Linked DNA regions of Homo sapiens: region 2 is linked to region 1. Evidence: read pairs that join two places in POLR2A ChIA-PET (ENCODE). Cell type or tissue: MCF 10A. All regions are shown on one strand.

The links. Peaks named below come from ENCODE experiments on the same cell type or tissue, not always from the same donor. Only the 100,000 strongest peaks of a DNase experiment are listed, where the experiment ranks them.
Region 2: POLR2A ChIA-PET joins it to region 1 with 5 read pairs; 1 of 35 experiments calls an interaction of 5 or more read pairs at or near these places.

The regions. Positions count from the first base shown.
Region 1 is chr2:143,262,048-143,267,047 of GRCh38, reverse strand. All of the region lies in intron 6 of ARHGAP15 (Rho GTPase activating protein 15), which reads right to left. Among named protein-coding and RNA genes, the nearest start is that of ARHGAP15, 140 kb to the right of the region's middle. In MCF 10A, no CTCF peak of the experiment used is centred here; a DNase peak (open chromatin) is centred at 2,007.
Region 2 is chr2:144,097,982-144,102,981 of GRCh38, reverse strand. The region is part of intron 6 of QTMAN (queuosine-tRNA mannosyltransferase); the gene reads left to right. Among named protein-coding and RNA genes, the nearest start is that of QTMAN-AS1, 160 kb to the right of the region's middle. In MCF 10A, a CTCF peak has its summit at 3,153; DNase peaks (open chromatin) are centred at 421 and 3,031.

The sequences.
Region 1 (5,000 bases):
CAGACGTGACATATGCCACTTTCAGGTAAGAGCTTTAAAGGCAAACATGTTGCTTGTCACACCCTTCCAGAAAGAGACTATTCCATCAACCTGGATCTCAGACTGAAGACAGTATGGAACTGAACAACAGAAATTTGTTCTCAAAGCATAGTTTAGCCTATTTTGGCTGATACAGGGGCCATACATGGAACTATGATAAACCAAAACTCCAATGATACTTGGTCCTTTGTATTGTCCTGTTAGTATTTTCTTCATTAACTTATTTTTATTTATCTTTTATTTATTTAGAAACATGAGTGAATCCTGAGCAAAGTTTATGAAAAAAAGCATAAGAATTTTGTCCATACAATGGAAACCCTATGCAAAATAATTTAAGGAGAACTCTATCTCTCTGTCTCTAAATCAGATTGGAGTCATTAAAATAGAAAATTATCTCAGAAATGTTTCATTTTTAATAAGTAAACTTAAATATGCTAAGTGAACAAAATAAGAAACATATCATAGATACATATCATTTCCAAATTGTATCTTTTGTAAAAGCAATCTACCTTCATACAATGGCAACTACCAACCACCTTTAGTCTGCCCTGTTTTGGGGCCCAGCAAAGTAGTATTCACCAATAGAAAGTAAGCACTCTACATAATCCAAGTCTTAGTTACTTGCTTAGAGCTTGTACTTGAAATATATTTCAGCTACCTTCTCCTATCACTGAAATTTTCACCATAGTTTGATTTGTATTATATTGAAAAAATTAATTTTGCTTGACTTTAGAAGATAAATTGACAGTATTATCAAAAGGGCATTTTATATGAAGTGAGAAAATTTATTTAAAGTAACTGTGGAACAAAGGACTTAGTGGGAAACAATGGGAAATAGTTGACTGTTATTCAGTTTCCTAACCATAAATTAGATATTTTTGAAAACTGACTCTTCCAAGTTTCTGGAGCTCTACTCAGTACTATGAAAAAGTAATAACTGAACACACAGTTTCGAAAATAACTCTGAAAAAAAATCACTTAACACCTAGAGTTTGATGTAACTGAATAATTTTACCCCCTGTTTTTCATCAGTTTCTATTCCTGAAGTTAACCTAAAATAGATTTAGAAATAATATATTTTATTGAAACTTTAAATTTTAATTTAATTGAAGGAATTCAAATAAATTTTCAGTCCAAGACAGAACAGACTTAGCGTTATGAAGCTTTAACATGAATACACTATGCTTATCTTGGGTTTATTTATGTCAGAAAAATTCAGAAAGAAATAAGTTAAACCTTTTTGTTTATATATTTTGGGAAGGAAAAAAACTAAAAGTTAACAAAGGCAAGTCTAAGAATTGCATGTTCACCTTACCCAGATAAGTATCATTGGCCTGGAATATCCTACGAAAACTCTCCAAAATAATAATAACACTTTCTATGTGTAGTTTTTAAATTTAAGAAATTATTGGAATACTTAATTCCAAATGCAAACAGACTTCATATTTTTTCTAAACTGATGATTTTTAACGTGCAAGGTCATTTTCAACTTTTAGAAACAAATAGCAAAATACCATTTGCAATAAAAATATGTCAAATACAATTTTCTCAGGTAATTTTTGAGCTTTTCCATCAGCAACACAGAAATCAAATTTCTTTTCTTTCCCCCAGAAGCTCTTGAAGCGCCAAAACTTTTAGACTATGTTTAGATTTTCCAACTGTAGCTCTATCTGCTCCTATGTCTTACAGCTCAATTTTGGGGTTAGAACTTCTACAGTTGTTGGCCTAATAATGATCTGTGACAACCCTGGATTCTGTTGGGTCGTTCTATTAAAAAAAAAAAAAAATCACAGATATACAATTTTCTCTGATTTTCAGGAGGCCAAGAAAGATCCTATCTTGAAGACTCTGAACACCCTGTTCCATGAGCATTTTCTGACATTTTTTTCCCTTGTAACTTTTCAAGCCAAATTATATTGCCTCCACCTAATGTTGCAAAAACTTTGGGTGAAAGCCCAATGTGATTCTAAGACTCTGGTATGATTCCGTGTAACCTGGCATCCTTCCTAGAAGTTAACTTTGTTAGGCAGCTATTTCTGTAAACAATCTGAGTAACAGAAAAGCTACATGACCAGATGAAATGGCACCACCTGCATGTTCTCTACAAGCCTCTATGGAGCTAGTGCTTGGTAATTAATTATTAGAAGCTGACACCAAGAACTGTGGTCTCATTATCTTTTTTCCAAGGTCCGTTAATACCGGTTGAACTTGACTTTCAAATATGTCACCATTTCTTGTAAAAATCAAACTACTGTATTTGTAGACATATTACTTGTATCAATTAGCTATTGCTCTGTAACAAACCGGCCCAATATTTAGTGGTTTAAAACTGCCACTGTTTGCAGACAATCAGGAATCTGGGCCTCACTCAGATATTCTCATAGGGTGATATGACCACAAGCCCGGGACTGTCATTACTAGATAAGTTAGTAGATTGGACAATAGGAGTATTTCTGAATGTCATTCATATACCAGGGTGGCTATTCATAACTACCAATGCCTGCAGCAGGTCCAGGCTGTCATGTGAGCTCCTTGACTCTTGGGAATATGATTCAGAAAATTTAGTGAGAAAGTGAAATATAATATTACTGTGGAGTGTGTGGTAGGTTATACTAACAGCCTCACAATGAAAGTCTTTAAGGTTCTGGAGGAAGGCCTTACCTTCCACAGCAAAAATATCCTTCCCATTTGAAAAGTAGCTTCTGGCCTATTGCTGGGTCAGAATAGAGAAGGAATATCTAATTATATGACATCAGACAACTCTATGGCTTCAGCTTCTCATGATGACCTGGGTATTTTTGAATTCACTGAATCATAGAGTGGACAACAATCCATGGATTGAAATGCTATATTCAGAATTTGGCCTAAACAGGTCTAGAGGGATTAAGAAAGTTCCATGAACAGATGGCTCAAATTCCCATTTTTCTTGTCACTGTTAACACTGGTGCCTCTCCCTGAGTTCACCCCTAGGGCTTCATGGAGATGCTTGAAGCCAGCTGATGAATGATGAAAAAAAACCTCAAGCCTGATTCATGGATGGGTTAGCTCAGTATGTTGGTGAGCACAAAAAAAAAAAAAAAAAAAAAAAAAAAAAAAAAAAAGACTGCAGCTTCACCGTAGACCCACCCAGTCATCTTATAGGACTGTGGTGAAGAGAAATCCTCCCACAGGACAGAGAGGCAAGCAGCCATCTTGAGAGGAGGGTAGCCTGAGGTTAGAATATAGACTGATTTCCAGGCAATGGAAGGTGACTTTTCCTGCTCTTTAGAGGCCTGGAAGGAGACAGTCTGAAAGATTAGAAACAAGAAGCCTGGGAAATGTTAGAAGATTCATAAGAATGTATCCAGAGCATGCAGATCCTTGTCTACATCTACCAGAGGGTAAGCCAATGTACCAGATGACTGGTCAGTTGAAGTTCTTTAGCCTCTCTTTAGTCACTTACAACATGCACAATAGGCCCATGAGTGGAGTGGCCATGTGGCAGAGATGGAGATGCTGCACACACTCAACATCATGGCTTTTTCTCCCCAAGGCTACCTACCACTGATTACATGATCTTCCAGCAGCAGAGGCAGATACTGACCCCTTCAGGACAAACCAGGTGTTTGACAGCAAACTGACAACATCAGACCCCTTCCATCCTTGGGGGAACAGTGATTCATTCTATGGGTTTGCTTTCTCTGATTATGGTGTCTCTGCCTGCCCTACCATTCCAGATCTTTAAGAATGCTGAATTAGCAATGTGGGGTGATTCATGATCTTGCCTGAAATCAAGGAAATGAGGGAAATGAAACACCAGGCACGTGATCTTAAGATCTGCCGTTCTTACTAAATGTCACATCACTTGGAAGAAATCAACCTGATCTAATAATGAAGTGGCCTCTTAAAGTGTCTGCTTAGGTAGTAGTTTGGAGACAGGATCCTGTTTTTTGGGGGTTCAATATTCCAAGTTGCAGTATATTCACTGAATCAATGCATGGCACACCATTGATACATGATGTTACATGACATGGTGTCTCCAGTAGGTGGAATATGTGGGTCTAAGGACCAAAAGGTAGGAGTAAGAGTAGCCCCCGTAGTAACCTATCTGCAGCATGTATGCTTCTGGGTTTTGCAACTTTGGCTCTGCTGAATTAGATATTCTTATTCTTGGGATACGGGAGAGTTCTGCTTCTAACAGGGATTAGTAAGTATCATGAACTCAAAGCTGTGACCACTGCATGGTAACTATGGATACTCATGATGTGTACAAGAGGGCAACTAAAATAGCTACTATATTCATGGGGATAGCTGACCCTAATTATAATGAGAAAGTAAGGTTGCATATGCACAGCAGCAGGAGGAAGAATGAATCTGGAAGTCAGATGATTCAGTGAGATGTCTTGTGGTACATCTAGGCCTGATGAGAGCAGTGAACTGTCAACTACAGTGAACAGGGCGTGACAAAGTAAAAAAAAAAAAAAAAAAAAAAAATCAAAGGTTCAGACCCCGCATATACAAAGGTCCGATTGACTCCTTCAGACAAACAAAACCGACTAAACTCCTCCTGGCTGAGGATGAGGAAAATCTAGAATGAGTGAAGGTGGTAGATGATAAATATCAAATATGGCCTCATACACAGTTGCAGTGGAGGAGTGGAGCTTTTTTATTTTTATTTTTTAAACAAAAACATTTTTATTAGCTCTTTTGTAGAGATTGAGGCCAGCCATCATTTTGAAGACATGGCAACAGATTAGATTTAACATGAGATAAGTAAATTTGAATATTGCAAGCGGTAAATTGCATCAGATGCTTCCTGTGCCCTGCTTCACATCCTCTTAGCTGTGTGGGTGTCACTACAGCTGCAGCTGGTGCAACAGTTCTGTGTGGACTTCAACTCCTTTGTACTGACTGCATCTTGCCTCAGCACGCGTTACACATCTTTTACTATCTGCTGTGGATATTTCCTGGTTCTACAGGGT
Region 2 (5,000 bases), 840 kb before region 1:
GTTTGGGGAAAAGTGGTGGGAGGGAGGGACAGATATGGAGAGATAATGAAGCTGCACTCCCCTCATGGTTTTCCTTACCTCTTTTGCCAAATAAGCTGTGCCTTTATTTGTTTTATATATTTGTATTTCGGGTAAATTTTATTTTCAAAAGGATTCTACTGCTTAATTTTGTTTTTCGAAAGAAACACTGTAAGCAATGTGCTGGGTGCTAGAGAGTACAAGATGAATATAGCTCTTTTCTTGTAAATGCACAGATGACAGTGACAAGGAAAAGAAGAGAAAAATCACTGACCACATTTCAGAGTGTATTCTTAAGCAGATAATTTGTACAGTCCTTAAAATGAATGTGCTGCTGTCTGGAAGCCAGCATATCCAACAGTGCACATGTCATGACATGTCAAAGCAACCTCAGCATCCTTTGTAACAGAGCTGCTAGGTTAGTGGATAGGGTGGGGCTGGATCACTTACCAGCTATTTGACCTGGAACAGTCACTTGAGTGCTGTGGGCGTCAGTGTCCTCAGCTGTAAAACGTCAAAAGTAAAACAACCCCATAAAGTTACTTAAATAAAACTTTTTTTAAACACAAAATGCCTAGTATACCTGTAAGCCTCAAACATGCATATACACTGTATCTATTTACTTTATAGAAAGTATTTGATGACATCAGCAGGGCATTTCACAAACCAACTTCGTAATAGCCTTACAACGAAGATGGGTAGGTAGATTTGTAATTAGCTAACCATCTTTCCCGGACTGATAGGTACTCAGGAATTGCTTTTATCCTAAAGACAGATCCCATATTGTAATGGAAAAAACATAGCTCTGGATTCAGAGAAACTTTATTTAAAGACCAAGCTCTGTCATTTACCAGACCATTGAGCCAGTTACTCAGTTGTTTAAGTCTCACTTAGTATTGTTTATTTCCTCAGTTATAAACTAGGTGATCACAAGGGGTTTTGTGAGAATTAAATTATGGGAAACAGTAAGTGTGAGGTACTAATCAAGGTGCTTCACATATGGTAGATGCTCAAGAAACTTTCCTTCTTTCAGTCTGGTGGGGTGCCATAAACAAAAACCTGAAGCAAATGTCCTAGAATTTTGAATGACACAGAACAAAAGATGATTGAAAGAATAATGAGTGATAAGCATGACATTTCAAAACCAAAATGTTTATTTTGACAGACCAAGGTAGTGGCTGAAATGTATAAAATGGTATTTGACAGAATAATGTTAATTTTTACATTCAAAAAGGGAATATATATATAACATTTATTGATATTATATATATTTATTTATATGTGTAAAACAAAACTTCTAAACATACTTGAAGAGTCTTGAGGTACTTAACCTGGAGAATTCTGTGGGGAGGCAGAATAGCTGTATTCACATTATAGAATCATAGAACCTTGGAGTTTGAAAGATTGTTATGTGCCAGTGTGAGTATAAATGTGTGGTCTTGTTCCCAAGTAAAGAATCCTAACATGAACATGAGAAGCGTGGGGTAAGCATATCATTTCACTATAAGGCTATCTTTTTAACAATTAGATACATTTCACAGTAAAGTAGTGTGTGTGTGTGTGTGTGTGAGAGAGAGATAGACATGATTTGAATAAATATGTTGGATATTACTGATCAAGTTGTAGAGATTCTTGTGTCAGAGGTGGCTAAGGTACAAAGGTCCATGGGATTTAGAGGTGGGGGAGATGTCACATTTCACCTGATTTGGCAACTCCTGAATAAAACTTTGGAAAATGTCTTGAACTCCCCTGTTGCAAATATTCTTTGCACCCTTTCACAGAAAGAAGACTAAATGGGCCGGGCACGGTGGCTCAAGCCTGTAATCCCAGCACTGTGGGAGGCCAAGGCGGGCGGATCACGAGGTCAGGAGATCGAGACCATCCTGGCTAACATGGTGAAACCCCATCTGTACTAAAAATACAAAAAATTAGCCAGCGTGGTGGCAGGTGCCTGTAGTCCCAGCTACTGGGGAGGCTGAGGCAGGAGAATGGCATCAACCCGGGAGGCGGAGCTTGCAGTGAGCTGAGATTGTGCCACTGCAGTCCAGCCTGGGCGACAGAGCAGGACTCCATCTCAAAAAAAAAAAAAAAAAAAAAAAAAAAAGAAAGAAAGACTAAATGAAAGTGAATTAGCAATCAGTATGTGAAATATTGTAGCCAAGTCTTTTCAAGGAATTCCTGAATAGATGAGACATTAAGCAAGTTAATTTCTAAGTTCATGTCTAATTAATTCTCTGATAGCCTACCTGTATAAGTAAGTCAACACGATGTGCATATAGAAATCAGTAAGATTAATACTGGATGTCTCCAAGTATAAATTCAGAATATATTGATAACATTGGATATTATCCTGTTTCTAAAATGTGTATTTTAGAGGAGGAGGAATTTCAGGAACTTCCTGTATAAGGAAGAAAATTTAAGTTCCAATGGTTATTTTAGCCCCAATTCAATTCAATTATTAGTTGAATAACAGCCAAAGTGATTTGGTGATGTATATGACTTACAAGAATCAAGAATAAATCATTTTTCTATGCTTATTCTAGTGTTACTTAATTTACTGTGAACAGGGCTGTATTTAATCTTTCTTATTTGAGTGGCATACACAAGCAAGAAAACTTGGTGAGTCATTTGAATAATCTGGCTGGTGTAACTGTGAATATTCTTGGGAATGATGGAAAGGTTAAATGCTTTGAAACACGTGTATTCTGAGGGGAGCACTGAGCTGCTGCTCTCTAGTTTCACTGAGAGCAGAACTTGGGCCAGAAGTACTAGCTGTGTTTTATAGAGCTTAATACACTCCCATTTCAAGGTGATTGCCAGTTATTATGTGATCATGAGAAGATAGACTTTAATTTCAGGGAGCATTAGCGTCATCAGCAACAAGCCTTTTTGCATGTGGTGTACCAGGTGCTGCATAAAATATGTTAAACTCGCATTCCACTTGCTCTCTACACACGACGTTAAGAGTGAGACAGACTATTTTAGATATAAGCAACTCTGAAGGGTAAAGTGACTAATAACAGCAGCTGAGTCACGGCTTACACTTGTATACCATGTTCTAGTTTACAAAGCTCTTAAGAGAGCAGAACATTCCTACCTGTAGGTGATAGATTCTGTGAGGCAGAAATGTTTCTGGTACCAGTTTCCTTGAAGGGAATTGAGTCTATTTTTATTGAAGAATCATAAGATGCAGCTTAAAAGATGTGGTCACAGAAGTGTACCCCAACCAGAGAGGAAATTCCAACTGGAAATAAGGAGCTAGACCATTTTGGTGAGTTTTGATGTGGAAAGGGCTTGAGGAAGATCAAGGTACAGGATACATGGAAGATTTAATGAAGCATACAATGTGGAAAGAAGGAGACGTACACAATTACGGCTTGAAATGCAGTCTGCCAAGTTTATTCAGGTGTCCAGTGCGTTATCAGTAGTGGAAAAAACAACCCACATTTCCTTGCTTGAATACTTGTTTTTCCCTCATACCCTAGTCCTTTCGTTACTCTGGACAGAGAGTACATGACTCTCCTTTTTGATTATAAGACTTTGCATCTTTTATCCCTGTTGTTTTCCAACTCTCTTCCTACTTAGATCTAGAATAACATTCTGTCTTCTATTTACTACATTTGCATCTTTAAGAAAAACAGTACTTACTGGTTTTTGAAAAGTACCATACTCTTCAAAAAGTGTTGTGAATAATATCACTTGTATTAGACTACTGAGTCATTTATTTTATATGATACATTGTGGTGAGATACTGTCTTTGTTTTATGTCTCCATTGCTTACTTTACTGCTGTCCCAGACAGATGTATAGGGGAAGCTTTTAAATTAAATATAGAATTATAAATGCAGATGCATATGTCATGTATATGCATGCCTATTGTCAGTTGACTTATGTATATTCAGCCATTTGATTGTTAGGTGCTTATATATGGAGATTCTGTCTTTGATGCCTTTTTAACACTCTACAGCATCAACATCACTCCTTTCTTGATTTTCAGTAAATATTATTAGGGAGCAAGCAATGTGTAAAACACTGGAAAGGGAAATCAGTGCGGAGCTGTAGCACCATCACTAAGCTTGGCTTAGCACTCAGCTTAAGTCAGTTTTTTTTTTTTTTTCTAAGAGAAATAGGTTGTAATTTCTCCTCATCATCTATCTTGTTTATGTTAAGTGCCGTTTACCTTAGGGAATAATTTCTCTAAAGTGAGAAAGTCAGAGTTACATTTTGACTCCTTACTTTTTTTTTTTTTTGAGACAGAGTCTTGCTCTGTTGCCCAGGCTGGAGTGCAGTGGTGCGATCTCGGCTCACTGCAACGTCCGCCTCCCAGGTTCAAGCGATTCTCCTGCCTCAGCCTCCCGAGTAGCTGGGACTACAGGTGCATGCCGCCACATCTGGCTAATTTTTTGTATTTTAGTAGAGATGGGGTTTCACCGTGTTGCCCAGGCTGGTCTCGAATTTCTGAGCTTAGACAATCTGCCCGCCTCGGCCTCCCAAAATGCTAGGATTACAGGCATGAGCCACTGCACCCGGCCTTGACTCCTTACTGTTAAAGGAACTTTAAAAAACAGTTGGCAAATGTATGGTTAGATTGAACCTGGATAGAATCAGCGTCCTTCTATGTACTTTACTCACATTGTTGAGCTATGTTAGCACATTAACAAATGAGGTTTATCTCTTCGAAAGGTGACATGGAAGTATTGGGTGTGGCTTATGTAATTACTGTCTAAACTTTTGAAAACCTAGCTTGGACCCTTAACTGAAAATTTTGACGTATTGGTTGTGAGCCTTGCTTACAGAATGCCTCAGAATAAACTTGGAACTTGAAGGTCAGTGTAGAAACTCATTGTCAATTCAGTGTGGAGAAGCTTACATAGCACCTCCGCAGCCAGGTCTGGCTCACATTAGTGCTACTAGAGCCTCAGCCTTGTGAGTGCTGCAGCTTCTTGTCAGAGAGGAAGGAAACTGAAGTGCAGAGAGACAGAG